Linked DNA regions of Homo sapiens: region 1 is linked to region 2. The links are chromatin loops, found by intact Hi-C in ENCODE. Cell type or tissue: natural killer cell. All regions are shown on one strand. Each heading gives the region's core, and the rest is flanking DNA. Links, peaks and the distances in the headings are about the cores only. Region 1 overlaps JAZF1 (JAZF zinc finger 1). Region 2 overlaps JAZF1-AS1 (JAZF1 antisense RNA 1).

Region 1 (11,778 bases), core at 1,164-5,163, 51 kb before region 2:
TCAAGCAGCCCAATTTCTCATATCTTAGCAATTGAACCAGACAACTATATCCCCTTTCTTGCTCTGTCAACAAATGCATGAAAAGCCTCTTTTTTTCTTAATGCCTATCAGACTGGAAAAAGTGCCAAAGAAGTATGTCGCCAGTGTCAAGAAAGACGTCCATGGAGAAAGAAAGGGCAACAGTTCACCTATTTTTTTCCCTCTGAAGATCAAAATGTAAACAGGCAGGCAAAGGCAGGCAAGCAGAAAGGCCTGGGTCAAACTCAAAGTTCCCCACCCCACCCCCAGTCTCTCTGCTCTATGAGACCCTGTCTTTTTGGGCTATCGCAAGTCCTCCTTGGCATGCCTCCCTCACCGGTGAACTTCTCAGTGTCAGAAATAGGGAGGTGCATCCAGTTGGTAAAAGCACAGAAATAAAGAGGCAATGGGAAAGCCTGAACCCACAGGTTCAACTAGATTCCCACACAAGCACACATTGATCTTCAATTTGAATCAGTGGGGGGAAAGGTCACTTATCTTTAAATGTGAGAGCTGTCTAAAACGAATGTATCTGCTGAAACATGGGATATAGCAATGGGCTAAATAATTACTGATTAATTCACTTAGCAGTCACCTCATTTTCTTCCCATTGTCTTCCCTACGTTTTCTTCCCCTGAGGAAATAAACACCCTGATGAAATAAAACAAAGTCTCACAATGCTGATTGGAAAGTCCCTTCTGGCAGGAGCCTCAGCAGTGACCACTAGAGCAAACACAGCGCCCACGTAATCTGCAAGAAGGTTTTACCTTCCTCTATTCCCTTGCCAGGAGCACCCTGACAAACATTACCTGGCTTCTTTGAAGATAGGTTTTCTGAAGAGGATTCCATTTCCTTCAGGAACTTTCTAGGGGAGGCAGTCAGAGGACTGAGTAACTGAAATGAGTGTTACTATAAGGAGGACAGGATCATCTTGCCCGGTGGGGAGGCAGGTCCAGAAAGCTTCGGGGGGCAGGGTACTGCTTCAGGGAATTTTGACAGAATCTGTCATCTTGTCAAAGGTGGGCATTCAAGGAAGTAGAAACAGGGTGAGCAAAGATGTGCTGGGAGGACTCAGGGAATTGCCAATAATTTGGCACAGATGGCCTGCAAAAGAATTGCTTCCAGACTTTTGGATTTCACAAAGCAGGCCATGAAAGAAAAGTAATGCCCATGGAAGAGTCCAGAAAACAAAGATATTGACTATCATTATCTTCATTTTGTAAAAGAAACAACAGTTTAGTGCACACATTCATCAAAAGGCATCACCTTCGAATAAAGGCCACAAATGCCGCCGTATCTAACTTGAAGAAACAGTCATGACAGCGTGTCTATGTTTTTTTCTCATTGCATGAGGACCGGTGGGAACACTGTCATGGGGCCAGCCCTGGTCTGCACATTTGGGCATGATGACTACAGGGCACAGGAAGGGGCTTTCCTCTCCTAAGAGGCCACACAACTTGCCCAAGCCTCACACGGGGGAGACATTAGGAAGCACTCAGGTGGGGTCTGAAGGGAAGCCTGTGTGTCCACCTGCTTCTCATGCTACAGGCCACTTCGCCTCCAGGCCCATGCTGATGGCCTGACAACTGAAGGAGACTGGCTCTTGAGGTCCAAAACTCCACCAGTCATTTAAGTGTCTGCAGGCAGCATGTGAAGTATAGTCATCAAGTATTTTAGATAAAAATGTGCTCATTCGATAGGTAACGCCATTAAAAATTTCATGCATGAAGAATTTGTAACTAGAAGTGAAAAAGTTTTAAGTTATAAGGCAAATGGAAAAGCACAATACAAATTATACATAATAATTAATAATGTAAATAAAGACTGAAAGGAAAGGCATCCAAATGTTAACAGCAGTAGCTCTTGGGAGGGGGGATTTTCGATATATATATATATATATTTTTTTTTTGAGACGGAGTTTCACTCTGTTGCCCAGGCTGGAGTGCAGTGGTGCGATCTCAGCTCACTGCAACCTCCACCTCCCGGGTTCAAGTGATTCTCCTGCCCCAGCCTCCCAAGTAGCTGGGATTACAGGCACATGCCACCACACTCGGCTAATTTTTTGTATTTTTAGTACAGACAAGGTTTCACCATGTTGCCCAGGCTGGTCTTAAACTCCTGACCACAAGTGATCTGCCCGCCTTGGCCTCCCAAAGTGCTGGGATTACAGGCATAAGCCACCATACCTGGCTTGGAGGGGGAATTTTAAAAATGCTTTTCTATGTCTTATAAATGTACTATAATTTATTTTCATGTTTTCCTTTATTTTCTATATTTTCTACAATACTTTCAAAAACAAAGGATGAGGCCAGGCACGGTGGCTCATGTCTGTAATCCCAGCACTTTGGGAGGCCAAGGCAGATGGATCACTTGAGGTCAGGAGTTTGAGACCAGCCTGACCAACATGGTGAAACCCTGTCTCTACTAAAAAAATACAAAGTTAGCCGGGCATGATGGCGCATGCCTGTAATCCCAGCTACTTGGGAGGCTGAGGCTTGAACCCGGGAGGCGGAGGTTGCAGTGAGCCGAGATCATGCCATTGCACTCCAGCCTGGACAAAAAGAGTGAAATTCCATCTCAAAAAAAAAACACAGAGGATAAAATCTTTTAATTTTTAAAAGTTTGAGTCAAAACTAATGTTTTTAAAAAACCTGCATTATCCAATTGTCATAAATTGCCACAATTCACTCTACTAGTGAAAAAACAAAAAAGAATTGTGGCTCATGTTGACATATACTTAATAATTATTTTTCTTTCTACTTTAGTATATCTATCTCATTAGCATTTTATTTTTAGATTTCCCAAATCAAACCAGCAGCTTCATGTCTTTACGTAGTTTCGTCCTCACATGATGATGTGAGAGTTTCGATTTGACTTAATTATGTCACTATGCAGAGGAAATTTAGCTAGGTCTGTTGATGAATCAGAAGTTCTCTTATATAAAACAACAACAACTACTACTACAGGTCAGCTAATGATATAGATGGTTTTTAAAGGAAATGAATCAGCTTTCATGGTTTCATGACAGGGTTGCTAAAACTTTGCTCTATACGATTTTCCCATATTTGGCTACATCTCTTCAACAACTTCACAAGTATTCATCTGAATACCTAAAAGTCCTGTATTTGGAATAAATCAAAAGGCTTGACTTACTACTCATGAAACCCTGAATCTAATTCCCTGGCCAGGGTATAAGTAAGCTGGCCCTCTGACCCACTCCATCTCCCAGTTACCCCACTGTGCTACTGAGCACACCTTTTCCTCTCCCAAACTCTACTGCATTTCTTCTAATACTCAATGCTTCATCTATGCCAGGCATTGGATTAGTTTTTTCTATCTCCCATTGACTCAGAAAAGGGAAAAGAAAAATCAAAGGCCATATAAGTAATAACAAATGAATCCTGACTTACTATTCCTTTGTAAAAGAAAAAGATAAAAATTAAAAATTCGACTCAGGAAATACAAGAATAGTAAGTAAATACAGCGAGTTAATGAAGAATTACAGATAAGAAAGTAGTGATTGAAGAATGAGTTATGCAGAGGCGAAATTCAGCTAGGTCTATTGACACAGGACAGGAAAAGGAAGAAGGTAGGAGGTTTGAAAAGGGGACACTGCAAAAAATGGCAGTGGAAAAAGTACAAGAAAGATACAGAGATAACCCAATACAGATACACAGAAATACATTTGAATTTTACAACTTTTTCATAACTATTATGATTACATGTTTTTGAAAACAGTGTAAATTGGTGTTGCATTTTCACAAAGCCGTATTATATAGTTTCTTAGTTTCTAGGGAGAATTTTTAAAATTTATAAATCATGTAAAAGGTTTGTTGAGCAGTCTAGGTAATTTCCAACTTCCAGAGACCAATGTCCAGTTCATTATAATTTCTCCCTCGAATCAGCACCTCCACTATGGCCCTATGAGCAGTGTGGGGCCACTAGTACTCTCCAAGGGTACACTACTTGGTTTGCTCATCTTGGAGCATACAGTTCTTAACACTGTCAGCCAGGAAGTGGGCTCTCAGAAAATGTTTGCTGAAATAAAACTAATGAAATGTAAGCATCAGGCTCTTTGCGAATGATAAAAAGCATCACACTTCCACTAAAAAAAAAAATTAGCAACAATGTATTTTATAAATTTATTTTCCTAAAGTCTATATTTAGAATATGATTATTCAAAAAAGTGAGTAACTTCTATTGGGGAAATTTTCATTAATAACCAGATTGCAGGTTTTTCCCAACTATAATAAAAAGGCAAAGACCAAAACAAAACCAAACAAAAAAAGGATTGTTCAGTTCTAGATGACGATACCAGGAAATTCTACCTGAGGCAAACCTATCCCATAGCCATCTCCATTCTAACTGTCTCACTCTCTGCAGCCATACTGAACAAACCTATTCCCTCTTTCTTGACAGCCCTCCTCATATCTGGAACTATGTTCTCTTCACCAAGCTAAGCATTACCAGTCCCTCTTCTCTTCCTCATTCATGGCTTCCAGAGCCTTCATTTCTTGATAGCCTTTCTACAGAGACTTATTTCATTGAATATGACAATCAGAATTGATGTGGTCTGGCAATGACCACGGTGGGGTTACCACTCACCATACCCAGAAATCCATACCTCTATTAGGGGTGCTTTGGGATGTCTGCAGCTCAGAACTGTTTGCAAAACATGTATCCTCTCCTGCCCTCCACCTACCTGCCCCTCTACCCCCTCCCCCTGGAACAATTATCATGAGACTCTAAGAGAAGTCCCTATCAAAACTTCACTATGAAAAATCCAGGGAGAACACTGGGAAATGCCAAGAATTCTCAGTCCCTGGGTACTTTCATAATGGGATGAAGAGGTACACATGAAGATGGCCCCTAACAAAGCCTCCCCGAAGTTTTGGGGACTGCTGTCCTCCTTGACTGACCCCCTCCCATCCCAACCCATGAGGGTAACTGGCTTATATGACTATTTAAGAAAGAATCTGCAAAGCGCAGATGAGCTTTTGCTACAATCCCACAAGTTGATCCCATAATCTAAGCTGTCCAGCAACAGAATAGACCTGAAATAAGCTGATGTGAAATAAGCCCTTAGTGATCACAATGTTCAAGCATGGCAGAGGGCCACTGTCAGGGTCCCTACAGAAGTCTCCAATGGGTAGAGCAGATGGGTTTGAGACCACTAATGACTCTTCTAGTACTTAAGATATGATCATTATACAGCCTCTTCAAGATCCTCTGGTCAAACTTAACCTCATATCCAATAGTCTGATGTTCTGGAGTGAGTGCAGGACTCAAACATTTATTCAACAATCAACCAACTAACTAACCAAACCACATTTACTGAATGTCTCTTGAATGCCAACCATTGTGCCATACAGGTGAAAAAGGAATTCCACTCACATTCTCTGGCCAATGGGATCCTTTATTTTTCTGCTTGATCTTATTAATCTATCACTGAGCAACCTTAGGCTGCTGCTGACAATTAATACTAAATAATTATTTATGATTCCCTATTCCTACCTTTTATTAATTATGGTACTTAATTTCTCAGTTTCAAAATTTCTGTAACATCATTGATTATAAATATATTCTATTTCCTACTAAGATGATGCCTACAATATTGAAAAAAAAAGGGGGCTCTCAATGATAGAAGGAAAAAATGGCCTTTTCTCCTAAAAACAATTATATTCAAAATAGACAAAACATACTAGGGAGAGAAAAAGGCAAAACATTAAAAAAAAAGAAAAGTAAAAGCTTAGAAGTAGATACAGTAAGATATTTGCAATTGCTATCTGCCCTTGCTCACTAAAACTAAAAATAAAATTGGCTTGCGGTTTACTAAATTTGGTTGCAAGTACTTTTCCCCACCAAACCACTCTGCAATCACATCAGTCACTAATGAAAATGATTGGGAGGGGGGATGGAAAGGAGGCTGCAGTAAAAACACACTGTATATTTTCTGGAACATATGATGAAACAGAAGGTTTCACTTCTTGTTTCAACCATTTTAGCACCTTCTCCTTTTACTCAATTTCAGGGCATGAAAGAGACTGGGCAGTTGTGCAGAATATGAGGAGAACTCATTTTGAGAGAAGATTAAAACCTGGCCCACTAATAAACTATCTTCAGTTACTGTACACATCAGTCAAACCAAATAATTCACTCTCAGTTTAACTCATTCTACAGGGCTCTGGAATAATACATCACTCTTCTGATAGAGGCACAAGTCCATTAATTACCAAACTGTGCTGCCACAGAGTTATACGGTCTTCATTCTTCCCCTATAAAGTGTGTTTTAGTTTTCGAGGCAAGAGGAGAAATTCAGAGGGGAAATGAGTAATTTAGGAACCTTTTACAGCTCTCTGGCCTGCACTAAGTAATCCTTTCTTCCCTTTCAGAGTTAATCATCAAAGGTACTGAACACAGTATGGAGGGCCTGGCCACCCATGCCCATTCAGCAACTACAACCTCCACCTAAATTCAGAATTATCATACAAGAAATGACCCATGCAGAAGAGACCAAGAGAAACAACCACATCTAGGCTGTGACAGCACAGAATGTATGTGTGTGTCTGTGTGTGTGTGCACGCGCACATGGGAAGTATAGGAACCAAATACCTGGGTCCAAATTCTAACCCTGCTTCTTCCTGGGAAGATGATCTTGTGCAAATTAACCTCACAATGCCTCTGCTTTTTGATCTGGAAAATTATCTTAAGGGTATAAGGGTACCTACCTGATAAGGTGTCTATGAGGTTACATAAGCTAATGTAGGTAATGTCCAAATCACAGTAGCTGGTATGTACATATACATACACCCTTGATAGATACCTTATTCATTCAATCCAAATTGCCACTCACTCCAGCACACTGGTATCTCTGGCTGCCAAGAGTTATGCAACAACATACTTAAACACCAAATCATCTAAATCATTTGGGTGGAACCATCGATCCTTAACCAGGCTTGTGAAAGGTTCTCTTGGCTCTGTTTACTTTGGACAGGCATCAAGCGTCTGTTTTCCTCAGAATCTGAAAGTCACTGGGTCAAGGCTGTAGAGGCCCCTTTTCACACAGAGGAACCAGTCAAGGACTGAGATTGCTCTGTGTGGTGGTGGTGGTCACCTGGCCAATTGCATGGGGAGTCACTTCGTGGCTTTGGCAGAGTCTGCCACTGTCTGCTAGAATAAATGTGGAGCCAAAATATGATTTGTCTATTTTGACTTGTGTACATTTTCTGAGTACAAGAGACTATTGATAAGAAGTTTAGGTAAGTGGAGAAAATGTTTGTTGATTCCCCAGAAAGCACAAAATGTTCATTCAGTGAAGAGAGAAGACCATTCGCTCATTATAGTTATGAATTAACGCTACATCTTCTACAGCAGAGGTTCCCAAGAGTGTATTGAAATTACCTGGGAATTTGTTGAAACACAAATTGCTGGGTCTCAGCCCCATAGTTTCTGATTTCGTAGGTGTGGGGCAAGAGGACACAGTGTTGAGAATCTGCACATCTAATACAATAATCCAGAAAATACTGCTGCTGCTTGTCCAGAGACCACTCTTGGAGACCACTGCTCTATAAGCAAGAGTACGTCACCAAGAAATTTAAATTCAGATCCTAGAACTAGAACACTACCAAGCAAGGGGGGAAATCATTCTTATGAGACAGTCATTGAATGAATGCATGAATCAAAGGGCAGATAAATACCTTCTCTTCCATCATATGCTACATTTCCCATATTTGTTTATACCGGACTCCATACTACGTATAAATAAAGACAGTCTTCAATATCCATTAAGATGACCTTCGATATCCTTCAACCAACCACAGTGGATTCTGAAAGCATACATACATGTGCATGCACACAGCCCCTGTGGTGGTCTGCTCAATGTAACTCAATCTCCTCTCTCCTTCCTTTTAATAGCAGAACCTCCAGAGTGTCTGCTGGGCAAATGGCTGCCCAGCTGCAGACTGATCTCCTCAGCACCCCCACAGCTAGGTGTGCCCACTAAGTCCCTCTTCCCACAGGCTGATAAGCAGACAAAGTGAGAGGAGGCTGGCCTCAAGCACTGAGTCAGGACCACAGCCTAGAGTAGAAGGTGGCAAAGTTCCTTTGTAAAGAGCCAGACAGTGAATATTTTTGGCTTTGTGGGCCCTATCAGCTCTATCACAATTATTCAACTCTGCCATTGCAGCACAAAAGCAGTCACAGACGGTATAAAAATAAGGAGTATGACTGTGTTCCAATAAAACTTTATTTATGGACGTGAAATCTGAGTTGCAAATAATTTTCACATTTTTTCCAACCATTTAAAAATGTAAAAGCTATTCTTAGTATGCGGGCTGTACAAAAACAGGAGACAGGCCAAATCTGTCCCAAGGGCAGCAATTTGCCAACCCCTGCCCGATGGGAAGATGACACAAGACAGAAGGAACCCATCCTTAGACAGCTTCGTGGAGGAGACATACTATCCACCCTGAACCACAGTCTACTTCCATTCGTGACAGAGACAGCTTTTATCTTCTTTTAAACAATTGATTTCAGGGTCCCTGTTAATGAAGCTTAGCATGTAATGCTAACTCATGCACCTACATACACAAAATCACATTTTGGTGTGACACGGTTTGAGTTTAGTACTGTTCAAAATGAACAAAAAATTAAGGAATGGAAGAGTCCCCTTTATTTTTTTTTAATCCCCGATGTAAGCTTAAATTCCCCATGGTCTCCTCCTAAGTTTCTCAAGTAGCAGAACTGATAGGAATAAACACTCATGTTGGTTCCTGCAGCAGGGATTGCCCAATGTCTATTCTCTCTTTATCTCTGCATAACAGAACCCTGCACAATGTGCCCTGCAGGGGGAATTATACTTCTCGACCTCTCAAAACTTGGTTGAGGGCAGGCACTCTGGGCCTAGGGAGAAAGGAGACCACATTGAAAACACGCGCGCACACACACACACACACAAACACACACACACACACACAGAGAGAGAGAGAGAGAGGGAGAGAGAGAGAGAGAGAGATACTTCCTAATGCTGCCTGGGCCTCACCCAAAACCCATGGTCCATAGGGGACTGACAGGAGATAAAAAGGCAAGGAGGGGTAGCCAACGTAATGGAGGCAGTAGTTATTGGTGGGGCTTTCCAGTAAGCCCTTTTGGCCTTCCTGCCCTTCCTTCTGGAAGCCTAGAAATCAGGAGTGCTAACGAAAGGGGAAGAGAACGGCAGAGACTCCAGCTGGCACAAACATCCTGGACCACTGAAGACAGCAACAGGTGAATTCCAGAATTCTTGACTTAAGCTGCTGTGTCAGGTGTCTGTTACTAGTAGCCAATGCAATTCCAATTCCCATAAGCCCCAAATTAGATCCTATTTCCACAACCGAATAAAGGTAGCACCCACATCAACGCAATGCACAGCTCTGAGATGGAGAGAATTCTCAGATATAAAGGAGCAACAATACATGGGGCTAAGATGCGGGTCTCATAGGGTGACTCTGGGAAAGCCAGTTTTTTTGCCTAAGTCCTCTCACCATCAGTTTACCCAAATAACTTCTGACTGGTCCTCTGTAGAAGCAGTCCTATCTTTGATTGCCATTGAGAATTCAATCTGATATGGACATAGACTGGGCTTAATGATGTCGAGCATTTGAATGAATGTCAAGAAAATGAGCTGCTCATTTTGGCTCTCCACTCATGGCTTTAGGCCTTGGACCAGCCTTCCCTGACTGAAAGCCAGTCAGTAGGTCAGAACATCCTATGTGCCAGCCACTGTCCTGGGCCCTGGGAACTGCAGTGCACTTGGCTTTGAGTCCCTGCCCTTAAGGAGCTCACAAGCTGATGAGGGGAGAGAGACGCTGAACAAACAAATACATAAAGACAATTTCGATAGAGGAAAGTTTTATGAAAAGACATAACGGGGTAATGCAATAGCAAAATAGGCAGGAAGGTGGGCTCCTAACTCAGCTGACATGGAGAGAGAAAGCCTCCGAATAGATGAGACTTAGATGCTGAGGGGATATTCATAGGAAAACCCAGGGAAGTAACTGGGAGTGGGGTTGATGGGAACTCCCTGTACTACTTTTGCAACTTTTCAGTAAGTCTAAAATTATTCTAAAAATTAAATTCATTTTTAATATAACAAATTTTTTAAAATCTAAAGAGAAACCCAAGCAGAAGAAACAAGAGCAAAGATCTTGAGACATGAACAACACTGGCCAACTCAGGAGAGGAGGACCGTGAGTGGGTGCAGCACAGGAGCAGAGAGGAAGGCGGGAGGTGGGACCTTCGAGGGGGCGTGGGCAGGAGGTGTTGAGACCGTAAGCCCTGGGAAGGTGTCTGGGTTTTCTTTTGTTGGAATGGAGAGCCTTGTCAGCACAGTGGCTTGACATGATTGACATTTTGAAGGATCACTCTTGCCGCTGTGGAGGACGAGCTCTAGGGTGGTGGAGAAAGTAGAGGCAGGGAGGCCCAGGAGGAGGCTGCAGCACTGGGAGATGGGGCTTCAGTCGCAGTCTTCAGCCTCCTTACCAACTGCAGGAAGAATCAGTTTTACCTAGTAAAGTTCATTCTTCCTGGTGTACACATAGCCTATTATACTGTAGACTGCATAAAAACGGGGAGTCTAGATTCTCATACTTCACTCCTGGTGCCTGAACAATTTTTTAAAATATTCACCCAAGCCCTGATACCCCTTATAAGCGAAACCATAATTACGAAATAAAGTGCTTTGAATTAAAAAGTTGTTTTAGGTTAGATTGTGATAGTTTAAAAATGGCTACTTCATGAGTTTGATTTGCTTATAATAGCAAAAAAGCAGAACTTAACAGAATGATGGGGTGATACTGCCCTCCAGGTGGTGAAAATCGGTTCTGGGTGGGGTACGGAATCTCACTCTAAGTGTAAAGCACAGATTACATATAGGACATCAACAGATGCACAGTTTATCTGTGGTATTAAAATCTCATGAGGAGGGATGGGAATAGGAAAAAAATGTCAAAAAAGGCTCCAGGATATGGGGGTACATAGTGAAAAAAGAGTTGAGAAACGTGAATTTGCATAAACACCCCAAATATAGCATAACCCAGGCAGAACTCCGCTGTCACTCTCTCCCCTCACCCTGTTCTACCTTTCTTTCCAGCCCTTACCACTACCTAATATGACATACTTTTGTTTCTTTGTTGTCTACCTGTGTCCCCCATCTAGAATGTAGGCTCCATGAGGGCAAGGGCTTTGCTTGTGGCTGCACCCCCAGCACTTACAGAAGGGCCTGGCACACGGTAGGCGAGGCTTGTTTTGTGAAGGGAGGCTGTTGGGTGAGATGTCCTCAAAGGTTCCTTCTGCTGCAAACTCTAAGATTCTCAGATGCCCTCGCAGCATTGTCAGCCACAAAACATCGTTTTAGTTCCATCCCAGGAGGCCATTCCTTGCATACCAAAACCATCTCATCAGAAGGTGGCCCCACTTATGATCTCCACCAGCTGTGTTTTAGGAAGGTCACGATATATTTATCGAAACAGCTCCATAGTCAGAAACTTCAGCATGACAGTACCTCATGCTGCATCAGGTGATCATGAAAAGATTACAGGCTTTCTAAAATTATCAGCAAGATATGGACCTTTATGGCTTGCATTCAGCTTCTAATTGTCAAGAAGGAGGTAGTAAATCATTTGGAAGTTTGTTTTTGGTTTGGTTGGAGAGAAAAGTTCTTGAGCTATTAGGTATAGAACCACAGCATTTTTTGACCTGAAAGAAACCTCAGAAATCATCCAT
Region 2 (16,884 bases), core at 7,155-11,154:
TTTCTGTGTCCTGACTCCCACAATCTCCTCCTTCATTTTCTGTTTTATTTTTATTTTTTTGAGACAGGGTCTTGTTCTGTCACCCCGTCTGGAGTGGAGAGGGGCAATCATGGCTTACTGCAACCTCGATCTCCTCGAATCAAGCGATCCTCCCACCTCAGCCACCTGAGTAGCTGGGACTACAGGCACAAGCCACCATACCCAGCTAATTTTTTGTAAACATAGGGTCTCACCATGTTGCTCAGGCTAAATCTCCTCCTTCTGGTCCAAACAAGACAGGGAATTGCTGGGGGCCCTATAATGGCTTCCATTCCTACAAGTGTCAATGTCTGTCCCTGGCAGCCCCACCTGGAGAATCCAGGGGTTCTTGCAGGGTCCTGCATGTGTTGTCATAATGCTGCTCCACTCAGAGCCCTGTTCCAAAGTCACACCAAGCCCACTGAGGCCTCCTCTACCCTGGGAATGTGAGTGAGGAGTCCCAGCAGCACAGGGCACGTCAGGCTGCCCCTAGATCTGTCATCTCCAAATGTGCTCAGGGGGCCCATTTTTTCTTGCTCCCACCAGCCACACAGGAACTGTCACTGGAGCAGGCCTAGTGACATTTGTCTGGATTCCTCTGATGGGGACCTGAGCCCCACAAGTTAGGTCACAAAAGCACAGTTACTTAACAATTGAATCAATCCTTCTGAACCTCATTTTATTTATCTGCATGATGGGGATAAATAATGGTACCTTTACTTTGCTGTCATTATCACCACAGCCACAACTACCATTTTTTCCCGTTTACTACAAGACGTGTATGTCTTAGTGGTTAAACATACAACCTGTAATGCCAAATTGCCAAGGGTGAAGCCACACTTCTGCTACTGAATTCCGAGATAACCACAGCAAGCTGTTTGAGTGCTCCGTGCCTCAGTTTCTCCATTTGTAAAATGAGGAAAAGAAGGAGCCTACGTTACAGGGCCGTCATGGAGGGAAAGGGAGCTAATGGTATGAAAACACTTGGAGAAGCCCACAGCATGAGAGATAGTGAACGCCAAGCCCATGCAAGCCCTAAGTAAGCCGGCAGGTGCCAGAGTGTTTGCCAAGCACAGAAAGCTCTGTTTACCCTCCCACAGAGGCAGGTACCGTTTATTCCCATCTCACAGATAAACGAACTGAGGTTCAGAAGGGTTAAATGATTCAAATGTTAAGTAACTGTGCTTTTGAGCACCTGGGGGGTTTTCTCCTTTTCTCCTTTGCTTTGAGAAGCCCTAGATCTCATGGGTCGGGGGTCATCACCCATACTTCCCAAATTGATATTGGATTTCACAAGTTGTTTCCCTATACCTCAAACCTAAACTGAAAATACGTGCCTTCACCTTGTCCCAGTGCTAACTCCTACCCTTCACCCACAATTAGGCGCCTCCTCCCTCCTGGGGCCACATTAGCCAGGGTTCCTGGTGAAATCCTGGCTGGGGGAGATGCCTCACTGCAGAGAGAGGGGTGTAGTCCCTGCTGAGAGTGAGGCCTGCAGCCCTGCAGGGACAGTTGGCTGCCTTGGGTGATAACTGCTCCAGTTTGCAGGAGTGGCTGCAGACTGTTTCATTTCTTCTCCAGTTCACACTTCATAATTAGCTATAACCTCACCACCTTCTTAAATTTCCTGTTCTAGGTTTCTAGCGCACAAAACGAAAATCTCCTTCTAACATTTCTTCTTCACATACTTCTGGGAAAGAAGCACTATCTCTTTTTCTGAATGGTTTGATCCTGAACATGGAGTTAGTGCCTACTTTTTCCACAATGACTTTGGGTTTTTTTTTTAATTCTCTCTCAGCTTCCATCTGAACTTCAAGTCTGGCTGCTCTGGACCAGAGATTAGCAGTTCTCACACCCAGCAGCTAATTGCTCGTGTCAGAGAATGTTATTTATCTACTCTCCCCTGAAGTTTAGAGTAACATGCCTGCAAAATGCCAATAGGGCTTAGTATGGTTTCTTTATCTTCTTCCCCAAAGAATTTGATGTGGAAATGGATTTTCTATCTAGTGACAGTTCTCAAAATGTATTACAGTTCTGAAAAGTACATCATGAAAAGTAAGTCCCGCTTCCAATTCTGACCACTCCCTCCCCAGTGTGCCCCTTCCCAGAGGCAGTCACTATTACTCACTTTTTGTTTTGCCTTCCAGATACGTACAGGCCCATGTGTATGTCCCTTGTAACCAAGGGGTAGCATGATATTCACATTGTCTGAGACTTTAATGTGTTTCATTTAATAATACGTCATGGGGATCTTCCCGTATGAAAATGTGTAGGTGCTCTTCATTCTGTTAAATGGCTGCGTTGTATTCCATTATATGTGGAAGTACTTGTATTAGTTTCCTATTGTTTCCATAACAAACCATTGCGAATATTGTGGCTTAAAACAATACATATTTATTATCTTATGGTTCTGGAAGTGAGAAGTCCAAAATTGGTCTCACTGGGTGGAAATCGAGGTGTCCTCAGGAATGCATTCTTTCTGGAGGCTCTAGGGCAAAATCCATTTTCTTGCCTTTTCCAATGTCTAGAGGCTGCCCCCATTCCTTGGCTCATGGCCCCCATTCACCAATCCTATCGTTGTGACTTTTGTGTCTGTCATCACATCTCATTCTCTCTGGCTCTTACACTCCTCCCTTGTGATTACATTGGGCCCTCCTGGATCAACCAGGATAATAGTCTCCCCATGTCCAGATGCTTAATCAAGATCCAGCTGAAATGTCTCTTTTGCCATGGAAGGTATTCACAGATTCCCGGGATTAGGATGTGGACATCTTTGCAGGGGACACTATTCTGCCTACCACAGTATCCTGGTTTATTTTATCTGTTTCCTACATATGAGCTTTTAGATCATCTTTTATGACAAGCAGTGCTTCAGTGACTATCCTTCATTTTGCTTGAGGAACTCTGAATGCACAATATCACTAAACCATTTAGAAGGTAATATAATTTACTCTCTTATCTGTGATTGCTAGGATTGGATCCTTGACTTTAACAAAGACTCTGAGTCTCAGGAAGTGGTTTTATATTCATGGAACTGAAATAATTTATTTGGTTAAAAACCCAATACTCTAAAGCTGTGGCTACTTTAATTTAAATTTAGGTAATTCAAAATTAAATAAAATTAAATATTTAGTTTCTCAGTCACACTAGCCACATTTCAAGTGCCCAGTAGCTACATGTGGCTAGTGACTGCCACATTAGAAAATACAGATATAGAACAGTTCCTTCATTGCAAAAAAATTCCATTGTACAGTGTTGGTACAACGTGATCTTTTAATCCACTATCAAATTAGGACCAATCTGTTGCCTGGACTGCATTTAACTCATTCCTATAGAGTGAATGTTTATGTCCCCTAAAATTCATGTTTTGAAACTTGATCCCCCAGGTAGTAGTATTAGAAGGTAAGGCCTTTGGGAGGTGATTAGGTTATGAGGGCAGACCCTCATGAATGGAATTACTGACCTTATAAAAGAGACCCCGGAGAGCACCCTCACCCCTTCCTATCTCTATGTGAGGGCACAGTGAGAAGGAGCCATCTACAAACAAAGAAGTGGGTCTTCACATTCTGCTGATGTCTTGATCTTGGACTTCCCAGCCTCTAGAACTGTGAGAAATAAATATAAACGGTTGTTTACAAGCCACTCGGTCTTTGATATTCTGTTATTGCAGCCTGAATAGACTAAAACACCACTAATTCAATTAATATTTATTAAATGCCTACATCGTATGAAGCATTGCATCTCCTAGATACTCCAGGGATACAAGGACTTTTTTTTAAAGGATCCTGTCTCAGGTACATCACATATCAATGGAGGAAAACAGAAATGTTTTCTGGACTTGCCCCAGGAACACCAACCAACTATAACCAAGAAAATAACAAGTACGATAAGTTCCAAAAGAACTTAGAAGCACAAAAGAAGTACATATATTGTGTGAGTAATCCTGGAGGCAAGAATATATAAATTCTTTTCTGATCTTTAAAAATAGCTTGGTCATTGTCCATTGTTCTGATGCTTTTGAAATATTGAAATATTCATTGACATTTGATATGTAAATAATACAATGAATAAGATTTAAAGGCTTTTTTTTTTTTTGAGACAGTCTCTCACTGTTGCCCAGGCTGGAGTGCAGTGGTGCAATCTCCACTCACTGCAACCTCCGCCTCCCGAGTTCAAGCGATTCTCCTGCCTCCCAGCTAATTGTTTGTATTTTTAGTAGAGACGGGGTTTCACTACGTTGGCCAGGCTGGTCTTGAACTCCTGATCTTGTGATCTGCCCACCTCAGCCTCCCAAAGTGCTAGGATTACAGGCTTGAGCCACCGCGCCCGGCCTTAAATAAGGCTCTTAATAAGGCATTATAGAGAAGCAATTACAGCACAGATTCTGGAAAGGGACTGCACAGGGTTCAAATCTAGATTCTGCTGTTTACCAGCTATGTGACCCTGGGCATGTTACTTAACTCTTCCGGGCCTCACTTTTCTCATCTGTCAACTTGGCTCTTATCTCACAAAGTTGTTATGAAGATTAAAAGAGTTAATGTCTGTAAGTACTTAGGATGGGGCCTGGCACTTAGTACTAAGTGCCAGCCCTTATTATTTTCTAAACGTGAATAACTACAGTGCTGGAATTTGAGCAGCTCAGAATGAGTCTAAATGTTTCAATTGATTCTGAACTGACCATAGAGGAGTTGGTAGTTTGTGGAAGTACTCTAGGCTCTGAGCAGTCAGTGAGATAGGTGTGATGTATGTGTGGTTGTCTTGACTCAGGTCCAAGCTGCCCTCCCTAGACTCCTTGAGGGACAGTGACACTAAAGAAATTTGCAAGCAGAAGGCCTGAGTTTCCAGTTTCCTCTCTGACATTCACTGAGAGGGAATTCTGCACTCTCATAGTAGTTAGTTATGGCCCGGTCATTTGTAAATTTGGCCAAATACTACCTCCTCATGTTCTATGTGCTTCTTTTTTTCTTTTCTTTTCTTTTTTTCTTTTTTTTTTTTTTTTTGAGACAGAGTCTCTCTCTGTCGCCCGGCTCGATTGCGGTGCCGTGATCTCAGCTCACTGCAACCTCTGACTCCCTGGTTCAAGTTATTCTCCTGCCTCAGCCTCCCAAGTAGCTGGGATTACAGGCACGCACCACCATGCCCAGCTAATTTTTGTATTTTTAGTAGAGACAGGGTTTCACCATGTTGGCCAGGATGGTCCCCATCTCCTGACCTTGTGATCTGCCCCGCTCAGCCTCCCAAAGTGCTGGGATTACAGGTGTGAGCCACTGCACCCAGCCCCATGTGCTTATTTCTAAGTGAGATAAGTAATATGTCCTTTCATTGATTATGACGTCTCAATCTCTGAAAGATACCCCCTCGCTACAGCCTAGAAATTCAGGTTTCTATGCTGGTTACAATTGCATTCATTTCAGTTATATTTGCCTTTGGATTTCTCCAATATTCCCACTGCTTGGAGTCTGTCTTCCTATGGCATTTGTGTCTTTCTGCCCTTTAGATCATTTTTTGTAGCCTCTGCCTTTTTCTCTCACCTTTCAAGTGATGCTGGTACCCACCAGGATTGGTCTCACTAGATCATTAACAGAAACAATTAAAGGTTAGAAAACATTTAACAGATACAAAGCGCTATATAACTGTGAAATAATGCTTTGCACTATAAAATGCATATATCATTGCTTTTATTGCAATATGGGTTACCTGACTCATTTGTACCTACAAAGCCTACTTCTTAGGTACTAAATTCATCATGCAACATTTGGAAATATATATTATAAAAGCCATTTGTTGTACTGACTAACCACTTAGCACCTGCTTTTGAGTGTCTAGGGCTGTTGTTTATCTCCCTGCAACTGCCAACTTCGATCTTAAAGCCAAACTACAGAACTTTAGATTGTTTTCAACAGAGAAGACGTTGGAAAAAAAAAAGAGTAAGGAAGTAAAACACACCATGCTGCTTATATTTTCCTTAATGCAAATTAGCTAGAGTTCTTCAGAAAAACAGGAAAGATGAATCAATTTACAGGGGGTCCCACTACAGTCTGTACTTCTGCTCTGAGGCAGTTTTCAGGCACCTCACTTGCACGAGTCCTACAAGACCCTGTGTCTAATGCTGTATTCTTTTTCTTAAAGAGTTCCCCCATCAGACGTATTAGCATCAAGCACCACAAAACCTCATATCCTCTGTTGGTGCCATAGTAATTATCACATTTGGCCACTGGCAGCTGCAATGTCAGGGTGGTGGGGGCAGAGGGGTGTGTGTTCTGTGCCAAGTGTTGATCTCTGCTGTGCAGAAGATAGTGCCCTACTTGGTCCAATTGTACATGGAGTTGCTGACCCAGGGCCTAGGACACCATCTCTACTTTCATCAGGCAGCCCCTGTGGGCTGAGAACTCATTCCCTAAACTTCACTCCATATTTCTTCTTTAGAATCCTGCAGCTTTGAGAAGAGTGGCTCAAGTCAGTGAGAGAAGAGGCCATGTTTAGAAGCTATTCCTTTAATCCAGGGTTTCTCAACCTCAGTGCTACCGATATTTTGGGCACGATAATTATTTTTCTGGGGGGTTTCCTGTGTGTTACAGGATATTCAGCAGCATCTGTGGCTATTGTCCTGCTCCTGCCCCCCAAGCTGTGACAACCAAAATTGTCTTCAGGTAATGCCAAACGTCCCCTGGAGCAAAATCTCTATTCAAGAACTGGTGCTTAATCCAACATTCCAGTAAATACTCTCAGATGAAAACCCTCCTTTTCCCCTAAATAGCAAGATGCCCATCTGCTCATCTTGCTGCTCACAGGCAAGACTACTGCCACTCCAGTGCAGACAGGACTTCTGACTGGTTAATTCAACATCCAAAAGCCAATTAGTTCTTAACAGATGACATGATCTCATATGTAGAAAATCCCAAAGTACACACACACATACACACACACACACACACTCACACAATTATTAGAACTAATACACAAGTTCAACAAGATTACAGGATACAAGATCAATAAACAAAAATCAATTGTATTTCTACAATTGATTTGAATAATTGAACATGAAATTAAGAAAACAATTCCAATGAATAATTGAACATAAAATTAAGAAAACAATGCCATTTACAATAGCATCACAGGGAACAAAATGCTTAGAATAAATTTAACAAAAGAAGTACAAAACTTGGACATGGAAAGCTATAAAATAAAACATTATTGAAAGAAAGTAAAGAAGACCTAACTAAATGGAAAGACATTTCATTAGAAGATTTAATATTGTAAAAAGGTAAAACTCCCCAAACTGATGTACGGCAATACTCCCCAAATTTAACAGCATAATCCTTAGAGAAATCCCAGCTGCTATTTTTTTTTGGCAGGAATTGATAAACTGATCCTAAAATTCATATAGAAATTCAAAGAACCCAGAATAGTTGAAAAAAATCTTGAAACAGAAGAACAAACTTGGAGAACTTAAACTTTTCCATTTTAAAATGTAAGCTTACAATAATCAAGCCAGGATGGTACGGGTACAAAGATGGACAGACAGTAGTCAATGGAATAGAATTGAGAGTCCTCGGCCGGGTGCGGTGGCTCACGTCTATAATCCCAGCACTTTGGGAAGACAAGGTGGGTGGATCACCTGAGGTCGGGAGTTCAAGACCAGCCTGACCAACCAGGAGAAACCCTGTCTCTATTAAAAATACAAAATAAGCTGGGCGTGATGGCGCATGCCTGTAATCCCAGCTACTTGGGAGGCTGAGGAGGGAGGATCGCTTGAACCTGGGAGGTGGAGGTTGTGGTGAGCTCAGATCGCATCATTGCACTCCAGCCTGTGTAACAAGAGCGAAACTTCATCTCAAAAAAAAGGAAGAAGAATTGAGAGTCTTCTTGTATTTATGGTCAAATGACTTTTCAACAAGGGTGCCAAGAGAGTCAACGACGGATCTCTATAATAGTCTTATCAACAAATGTTGCTGGAACAGCGGGATACCTACGTGCAAAAGAATTAAGTTGGACCCCTACTTCACACCATATACAAATTTAACTTAAAATGTATTAAAGACCTAAATGTAAGAACCAAAAGTATGAAACTTGTAAAAGATAACATAGAAGTAAATAGTCATGATATAGGATTAGGCAATGGTTTATTAGATTTGACCCCAAAAGCACAAGCAACAAAACAAACAAAAGCAAATACATTGGACATCATTTAAATTAAAAATTTTATACTTCAAAGGACACCATCAAGAAAATAAAGACAATCCACAAAATGATGTAAAATGTTTGCAAATCATATATTTGACAAAGGACTTGTATCCAGAATACACAGAGATCACTTACAACTTAACAATTGAAAGATAATCCAGTTTTAAAAGAGACAAAGAATTTAAATAGATATTTCTCCAAAGAAGGTATACAAATGGCCAAAAAGCACATGAAAAGACGTTCAACGTCATTAGCTATCAGGAAAATGCAAATCAAAACCACAATAAGATACCACTTCACACCCGCTAGGATGGCCGTAATTAAAAAAACAAAAACAAAAACAAAAAATCTGGCAATAACAAATGTTGGCAAGGATGTGGAGAAATTGGGGTCCTCATACATTGCTGGTGGGGATGTAAAATGATGCAACCACTTTGGAAAACAGTTTAGCAGTTACCCAAAATGTTAAACATAGAGTTATAATGATCCCACAGTCCTATTTCTAGGTATTGAATTAAAATATGAGAATGAAATATGAGAAATATGAATGAGAGTTTGAAACACGTTTCTACAAACAAATGTTTATAGTAGCATTCTTCGTAATAGACACAAGTGGAAACAACACAAATGTCCATCAGCTGATGAATGGATAAATGCAATGTGCTATACTGGTATACCCATACAACGGAATTTTATTCAACAATAAAAAGGAATTCAGGGCTGATACATGCCACATCAAGGATGAACCTTGGAAACATGCTAAATGAAATAAGTCACATACAAACAACCACATTTTGTACAATTTCATTGAATGAACTGTCCAGAATTGGCAAATCTATAGAGACAGAAAGTAGATTAATGGTTGTCAGGGACTGGGGGACTGGGGGGATGGGGTAATGAAGAATGACTGCTAGTGGATATGGGGTTTCTTTTCGGAATGATAAAAATGTTATGGAAATAGTTAGTGGTGATGGTTGCACAATATTGTGAATATACTAGAAACCACTAAATTGTACATTTAAAAAATAAACTAGAAAAATGACAGAGCAATTGGAATGCAAAAAAATAAAAAAGTCAACCCTTGGCAGAAAAACAGGATTTCTATAAAAACCTCATCAGAGAGGGTCTTATGGAGAATAGAAGCTGGGGATGATGATAACCTAGCACCTCTTAGTAAGGGTTGGGGAAAATGCCTTTTCACCTTATCATACCAGCTGCACCAAGTATATCACAGGAAATGGCACTGCTGAAGGTCCCACCCTCTCCAACACCTCCCATGTTGTCTGGTCTATAAGTTAGTCTGATGAAACTTTAAGATCTCACAGGAGGGAGCCACTGATAAAACCCACAGGGAAAGGCCCAGAAAAAGACTTGCTTGCAAAGTATGATACACCAAGCGCCAGGAGCAATGGTGCAAGGATTACGTGCCTCCCTTATTCCCATAATGAAAATGAGGTTTCCGTCCAGGAACCGAACCCACAACTTACTCCTAGTTTTTACCCGTTGTAGAAATCTACTTCCTTTTAGGTTTGCCCCTTGCCAATTACATCAGAATCAGGACTGCCCTCTTTTGCAGTTTATTTTAAATAGAGAAAAAAAGAAGGTAAAAGAACAGTGCCAGGCACTGTCCAAGGCACTGGATAATACAACAATAAACAAAACAGAGCCAAATTCCTGCCCTTGTGGAACTTACATTCTAATCGCTTGATGCCAACCTTTTTTCCAGGAGCGTGACATGTTTTTTATTTAAATTCATGCCACATTGTTATGATATAGCTACTATTATAATACGCATTACCCATGAGGAAAACTGGTGGAAATAATAGTCTTATCAACAAATGGTGCTGGGACAACGGGAGGCCTCATTACACCTCTAAACTCACACTGTAAGGGGTGGGCCAAGATTTGAACCCAAGCAACTCACTCTAGGAGCTGACCACAGAACTGCTATGGCCACAGTTCCCAAACCAGGGTGCCCTAGAGGGCCACACAGAGGAAAGTCCTGCAGGATCTTTTACCTTTTGAGAGAAACACAGACCCATCTTTCAGGAACCACATTTACTACTACTATTCAGTTGTTTGGAATTAAACTAAAAAATAAAACCATTAGGTATTTCTTTTGACCTCGGGGTACTGTGAAATATTATGGAGATGCTAGAGGCACCATGAACTGAGAACACTTGGGAACTTCTTCACTATGCTATTGGCTATTTATATGTCTGGTACCTCCTCTAGACTGAGAACTCCTGAGAGCAGCCCGGCACACAGTAGGCACAACAGCAGTGTTTGTCGAATGAAAGAAGAATAGAATAGAAGTAAGAAGAGATTTATAAGGGAATTGGAGCTGAGATATGAGCAGCGGGGACAACAGAGATAAGAAATGGGAGAAGAGGGTGCAACATTTGAAGAATAAAAATTATGTGGGGAACATAATACAGCAAAAGGCAGTACAGTGAAATTGTTAAGTTGTTGCTCTCTGAAGCCAGACTACCTGACTTTCAATCCCAGCTCTACTACATACTAGCTCTGTAATCTTGGGCAAGTTATTTAATTGCCCTTGGCCTCAGTTTTCTCATCCATGACAGGGAGTTAGAGTTATTATGACTGGTTAAATGAGTCTACATGAATAGACTACTTGCAACACTGTCTAGCACACGGTAATTGTTTCATATGTATTGTTTGATATCATTATTAGTATTACTCAGGTTCTATTCAACCAGGTTTGTTTTTTCATAAATTTGAAGTCATTTGGACTCTAAGAGGATGGGACATCAGCCAAGCTGGTAGCAGCCAGGATGGCCCATTGTCCCCTTTAGCCTGGGACTGAGAGGTTTCCCTGGAGATGAGATTTTCATTGCTAAAACTGGGGAAAGTTTTGGGGAAACTGGGATGAGTTGGTCACCCTAGTGGCTGTCACCTCTAACTCCTGAAGGCTTAATTTAATTGTAGGCTTATTCCTAGCTCAGGAGAGGTCAATTCCTTGGAGGCCCAGAAGAGGCGACAGTGAAGCATTCAGGTTGTGATGTGTCTGAGCCCCATGAGGCAAGGAGTGTGCAATTTAAGGCAGTAAGGCATACATGATTTGATTTATGGCAACGTTCTAAGAACAGAGGAAAGGATCCGTCACTACCCACCTTCATAAGTGCACCAAGTTGCTCAAACACTTTATGTTTTTGAGAGTTTTCAGAGGAGGGGAAAAAGGGGAAATAATTGCTTTAATTAAATTTTATAGATAATTCAGATGACCTAAATATTATTGGACCATGTGAATGCATACACCAAAAAAGCCTTCCTCCACTCCTGTCATCTAGCCAGCCAGCTCTCTACACACAGAAACATCCTTCCAAGAGTTCTTTAGCCACATGCAAGAAAATACCAATATATATTCTTATTTTTACCTTGTTTCTGGCATTAGAGACCTTAAAGGTGGCTGCAAGCATTCTGATCACTACAGAGGCTATGCTTTAAGAAACATGCAGCCCAGAGTCAAGATCTAAAAGACTATTCCCCTTCTGAGTCCACTGACAAATTGAGGATTGGGACCTACAGAATTAAAGACAAGCCCCTAAGAGGCAGTGACTACATCAAGGCCCAGCTACCTGGCTGGCTACCTTCATAGAGGTCTCCTTTATCTCTTTACTCTCTTGCCTCCATAGAAGAACTGCAGTTTTTTACATATTCATTGTCAAGATTCACAACCACTTTTACATAGAATTGTTGGTGGTCATTTCATTTTTATTTCCTTTGTCATATTGCCCATTCAGGATGCTTGACACCTCTCTCCCCCTACGCCTACAAGTTAACCTCATGATCCCCTTTATCTCAGTTTCTAACTGGTGGTTTTTGTTTTGTCGACTAATTCTACCTTTAGGTACTTGAAACTCCTACCCCAAAAGTTATGTGGGATGGGGGAAAGATGCTGTAGGTGTGGGCTGGTTCACTCCAACATTTTGTCCAACCTCTGCCTTTGCCCTCGCGTGCCATTGCCCCACCCCTCTCTGCTTGCCATTCTTACGTCCTCTCTCTTTTTCTGTGTTTACTTCCTTCTCATATCTCAAACCTTCCACCTGAGTTCACTTACATTCTGACTGCTGTACCTTTAGAATTTCTTTGAATAAGGGACATCTAGTATTAAGTTGTGTTTTTCCTTTACAAATGTCTTTATTGCCTTCATTACTGAAAGTTATTGTCACTGAGAAATATATACAACTCTGCATTGGTAGCTATTATCTTTCAGAATAATGAAAATATCATTTCTGTTAAATGTATTTTAGACCTTATCACTTTACAGTCCAGGCATCTTAAGCTGTCTTCCATTTTTTCCCATCTTTTTTTTCGCCTCTTAGTGTATTCTGGATACATTTTTTTTTTCAGAGAGCGTCTCTGTTGCCCATTCTAGAGTGCATTGGCATGATCACGGCTCACTGCAACCTCGATCTCCCTGGCTTCAGTAATCCTCCCACTTCAGCCTCCCAAATAGCTGGACTATAGGCATGTGCCACCACACTAAGCTAATTTTTTTTTTTTTTAGTAGAGACTAGGTCTTGCTATGTTGCCTAGGCTGGTCTTGAACCCCTGAGCTCAAGTGATTCTCCCGCCTTGGCTTCCCAAAATGCTGTGATTACACTGAACCCATGGATACATTTTTCTGTATCTAATGCTACTGTTAAGCCCATCTATTGAGTTTTTAATTTGAGTTATTGTTTTCATTCCTAGACATTCTAGACATTTCTAAACATTTAGTTCTTTTTCAACTATGCTAGATCACCTTTTATATTTTCTATATCTGCAGAAATTTTTTCAAGCTTGTGTCTAATAATTCCAATACTTCAATTATTTGTGGGTCTGTTTCTACTTTCTATTGTTCCTGTTCTTGCTCATGATGCCTCATTTCCTGTGGTTGGTTATTTTTGGCTGTGTGCTTCTCATCACCTTAGAAAAGTTGTATGTGGGGGTTCTTTGAGGTCAAGGATAAAGGTGCCTCCTCTGTAGAGAATTTGTTTTTGTAGTTGCCGCATAAAAACTGTACTATTTAGCCTGGGATCACTTTAAATTCATGGCTTGAGGTTCTTGTGGACCACCCAGATGATGTAAATTTTAGGTAAAAATTTTTGTTAGAGCTAATTTGTAGTTAAAAAAAAAAAAAAATCTCAGGATGGGGATTTCCCTCTTGTTCAGCTCAGCATAAAGGCAACTTCCTTTGCATTCCCCTGGAGATGGTGTTGGTGTTGGTTATATTTCTGGTCTTGGGGTACCTTGAGTGCTTTGATTTATTTCCCTTCACCCCAACAAGTAGAATTTTGAAGTTGCTGGGACTGACAAATGATCTCAGGATAAAGATGGCTGCTGTGATCACTTATCTCTCTGGGTTCTCACTTTTGTTCAGATATCTTTTGTTATTTGTTGGATCTCCCTTGTCTTAAGGGCTAATTTAAAAATATTTTAGCCAGCATTTTAAATTGCTTTCAGTGGGAGGGTTGGTATGAATAACCTAGCTTGCCATTACCAAAAATAGCAGTACAATTTTTTAACAGCTGCATAATTTTCTATTGTATGCATATACCAGTGTTATTTAACCACTCTCCTATGATGGATATTTATGTTGTTTTTATGTTTTGTATTATAAATAATAGTGCAGCGAAAATTCTTCATCCACCATGTATGCATCACATATATATTACACACACACACACACACAGACACACACACACGCACACACAGGCACACACACATCTTTCTGTATGGTAAGTGTTGAGAAGTAGATTTCAGGATCAGATTTTATTATACATTTTTCTTTTGTTTTTTACTTTTGAGAGCTATTAACAAGCTACACTCCAACATACTAGCAATGTAGGAGAGCTTCACCACAGCCTCGAATTTGGGGGAAGGCAGATAGTTCTTAAAGCTATGTTCTCAAATGCATGCCATCTTGGCTTGTCTAGAAATTGTGGCCACGAGATTGTGATCAAGGTGGGGACCTTCCTGGGTAGGACCACAGCTGCTTTCAAAACCTACCATAAGATGAGTATTAATTGAGGGCTCAATCATATCCTCAAGCCCCATAGTATCTGGACTTAAAAAAAATATAGTAAGCCCATTAAGGTTATTGACCAAGTTGGAATTTAATACCAATGCTGGTCTTTCAAAGATACAGTGCAGAGAGACCTGAATGGCCTCTGAATTAGTGGGCTAGGGAACTACTTCTCCAAGAATGAAGTTGTCCACATAGCTCTGAAAGTTTTCTAGAAATTTTAGTCATGGAATAAGCTTTGTCTATTTTTAAAATGTGTGGATATTATTATTGATAAAGGCTCTAATCCAGGCAAAAGGAATAATTCTTAATCAATACCTACTGTAGGAGCTAAATTATATCACCCCCAGATTCTTTTTCTTTCTTTCTTTTTTTTTTTCTTTTGAGACAGAATTTTGCTCTTGTCCTCCAGGCTGGAATGCAGTGGCGAGATCTCAGCTCACTGCAACTTCCACCTCCCAGGTTCAAGCAATTCTCCTGTCTCAGCCTCCTGAGTAGCTGGAATTATAGGCACCCACCACCACACCTGGCTAATTTTTATATTTTTAGTAGAGACGGGGTTTCGCCATGTTGGCCAGGCTGGTCTTGATCTCCTGACCTCAGGTGATCTGCCTGCCTCAGGCTACCAAAGTGTTGGGTTTACAGGCATGAGCCTAATCCCCAATATCTCAGAAAGTGACTGTGTTCAGAGATAGTCTTTAAAGAGGTAATTCAGGTTAAATGAGGTTTCTGGAATGGGGCCTAATCCAATGTGACTGCTGTCCTTCTAAGAGAAGATTAGGACATAGATACACACAGAGGGAAGACCATGTGAAGACACAGGGAGAAGACAGCCGTCTGCAAACCAAGGGGAGAGGCTCCACAATAAATCGACCCTACTGCTAACATGATCTTGGACTTCCAGCCTCCAGATAAATTTCTGTTGTTTAACCCCCCCAGTCTGGGGTATTTGTTATGGCACCCCTGGCAAACAAAGAAAGTTAAGCATGGCTGAGGAATTGTTCATCCTATCTGATGTTAAACTGCCTAAAACTCTGAGTTAAAGAAAATATGGTGAGTGGAAACTTATTTCATAACTTACTTGCCTGCCTCTTCTCTACTTATTTTAATACAGTTCTTAAGGAGTCCATAGAGTGATTTATAGGTTGGTGCAAAAAGAATTACAGTTTTTGCCATTGAAAGCAAAACCAAAAACCACAATTACTTTTGCACCAACCGAATAATTTTGAGATGAATGAAAAAAATTTTTTTGAGACTTTCAGAACTGTGATATTTCATTATCCTTGCATTTTATGAAAGTAGTATGATATTAAATGACATGATGGACACATGACAACTAGAACTTTTTGAGTATGATTTTAAGATAGACAGGGCAGGACTTAATACTTCTCTGGGCACTGTGCTCCCTCATCATGGAAAGCAGAGTCCAGGTTGACCCTTGGTCCCTAGCACAGGTACACATTCAATACAAACCCCACACTGTACGACTGGCCATTTGAGTGGGATGGATTACACATGCTTCTTTTGAGGGAGGTGATCTGGGACCTGAATCCTTTCTCTAAAGGATTACTTAGAGACCAGCTCCTACACCTGTTAAGCTAAGATTTTGAACTTCTCACTGTGTCTCTTTCAGTAGATGAGGGTGGAATTTGGCCCAGAAGGCAGTGTCAGGAAGTGCATGCTGGGATGGTCCACAGAATACCTGTTTACCAGTGAGTTGAAGGGCTGCCCCTTTGGGCACAATTTGCAAACTGTTGACATATGTTTATGAATATAGAAAAATAAAATCTTTGCTTAATAAACTTATCTTTTATTTTACAGACTGCTTTTAAGAAAATATTTTGCCTTTTTTTGAAGACAATTTTTAAAAATCTTCATTTCATATTCTTCTGGCCAAAGGAATTTACTTTTGTTAAGCATGGGGAAAAAGCTCAGTGCTTGGGGGTCTTTCTCTTTCTATATTTTGAATTTAATGGCTTTCTGAGTCATATTCTGTTGGCATGTACTATAGATATCCATTCAAATTACTGAAGACCTGGGTGAAAATAATTTCTTGGTACACATGCCTAATTGTCATACCCATATTTCCCTAGAGCATATCACTGTTCTGAAACCATTAAGTGATTGTGCAAACTTAAATATAAAAGACAAACTTGAATAATAACAATCTTAAAAAAATTAAGATATTTATATTAGTTTTCATGCTGCTAATAAAGATATACTCAAGACTGGGTAATTTATAAAGAAAAGAGGTTTAACTGACTCACAGTTCTGCAGAGCTGGGGAGGCTTCAGGAAACTTACAACCATGGCAGAAGGGGAGGCAAACACATCCTTCTTCACATGGCAGCAGCAAAGAGAAGTGCAGAGTGAAGGCGGGGGAAAGCCCCTTATAAAACCATCACATCTCATGAGAACTCACTATCATGAGAATAGCATGGGGGAAATGCCCTCATGATTCAATTACCTCCCACCAGGTCCTGCCCATGACATGTGGAATTATAGGAACCACAATTCAAGATAAGATTTGTGTGGGGACACAGCCAAACCATATTATTATCAAACTTCAATAACTTTACTAAAAATAAAGAAAACACACCATAGCTAATTCCAAATAATTTGAGATTACTCTCAAACTTCCAATATTTTTTC

The links. A loop is a pair of places that touch in the nucleus more often than their neighbours do. Peaks named below come from ENCODE experiments on the same cell type or tissue, not always from the same donor. Only the 100,000 strongest peaks of a DNase experiment are listed, where the experiment ranks them.
Region 1: it touches region 2 in a loop (9-fold over the local background); 2 of 110 quality-filtered maps call a loop at or near these places.

What each region holds. Positions count from the first base shown.
Region 1 is chr7:28,149,195-28,160,972 of GRCh38, forward strand. All of the region lies in intron 1 of JAZF1 (JAZF zinc finger 1), which reads right to left. Among named protein-coding and RNA genes, the nearest start is that of JAZF1-AS1, 25 kb to the right of the region's middle. In natural killer cell, for the core only: no CTCF peak of the experiment used is centred there; a DNase peak (open chromatin) is centred at 2,897; H3K27ac peaks cover 2,689 bases.
Region 2 is chr7:28,194,558-28,211,441 of GRCh38, forward strand. The region is part of intron 2 of JAZF1-AS1 (JAZF1 antisense RNA 1); the gene reads left to right. Among named protein-coding and RNA genes, the nearest start is that of JAZF1, 22 kb to the left of the region's middle. RefSeq lists an enhancer at 13,294-13,373. In natural killer cell, for the core only: no CTCF peak of the experiment used is centred there; a DNase peak (open chromatin) is centred at 9,464; H3K27ac peaks cover 1,507 bases.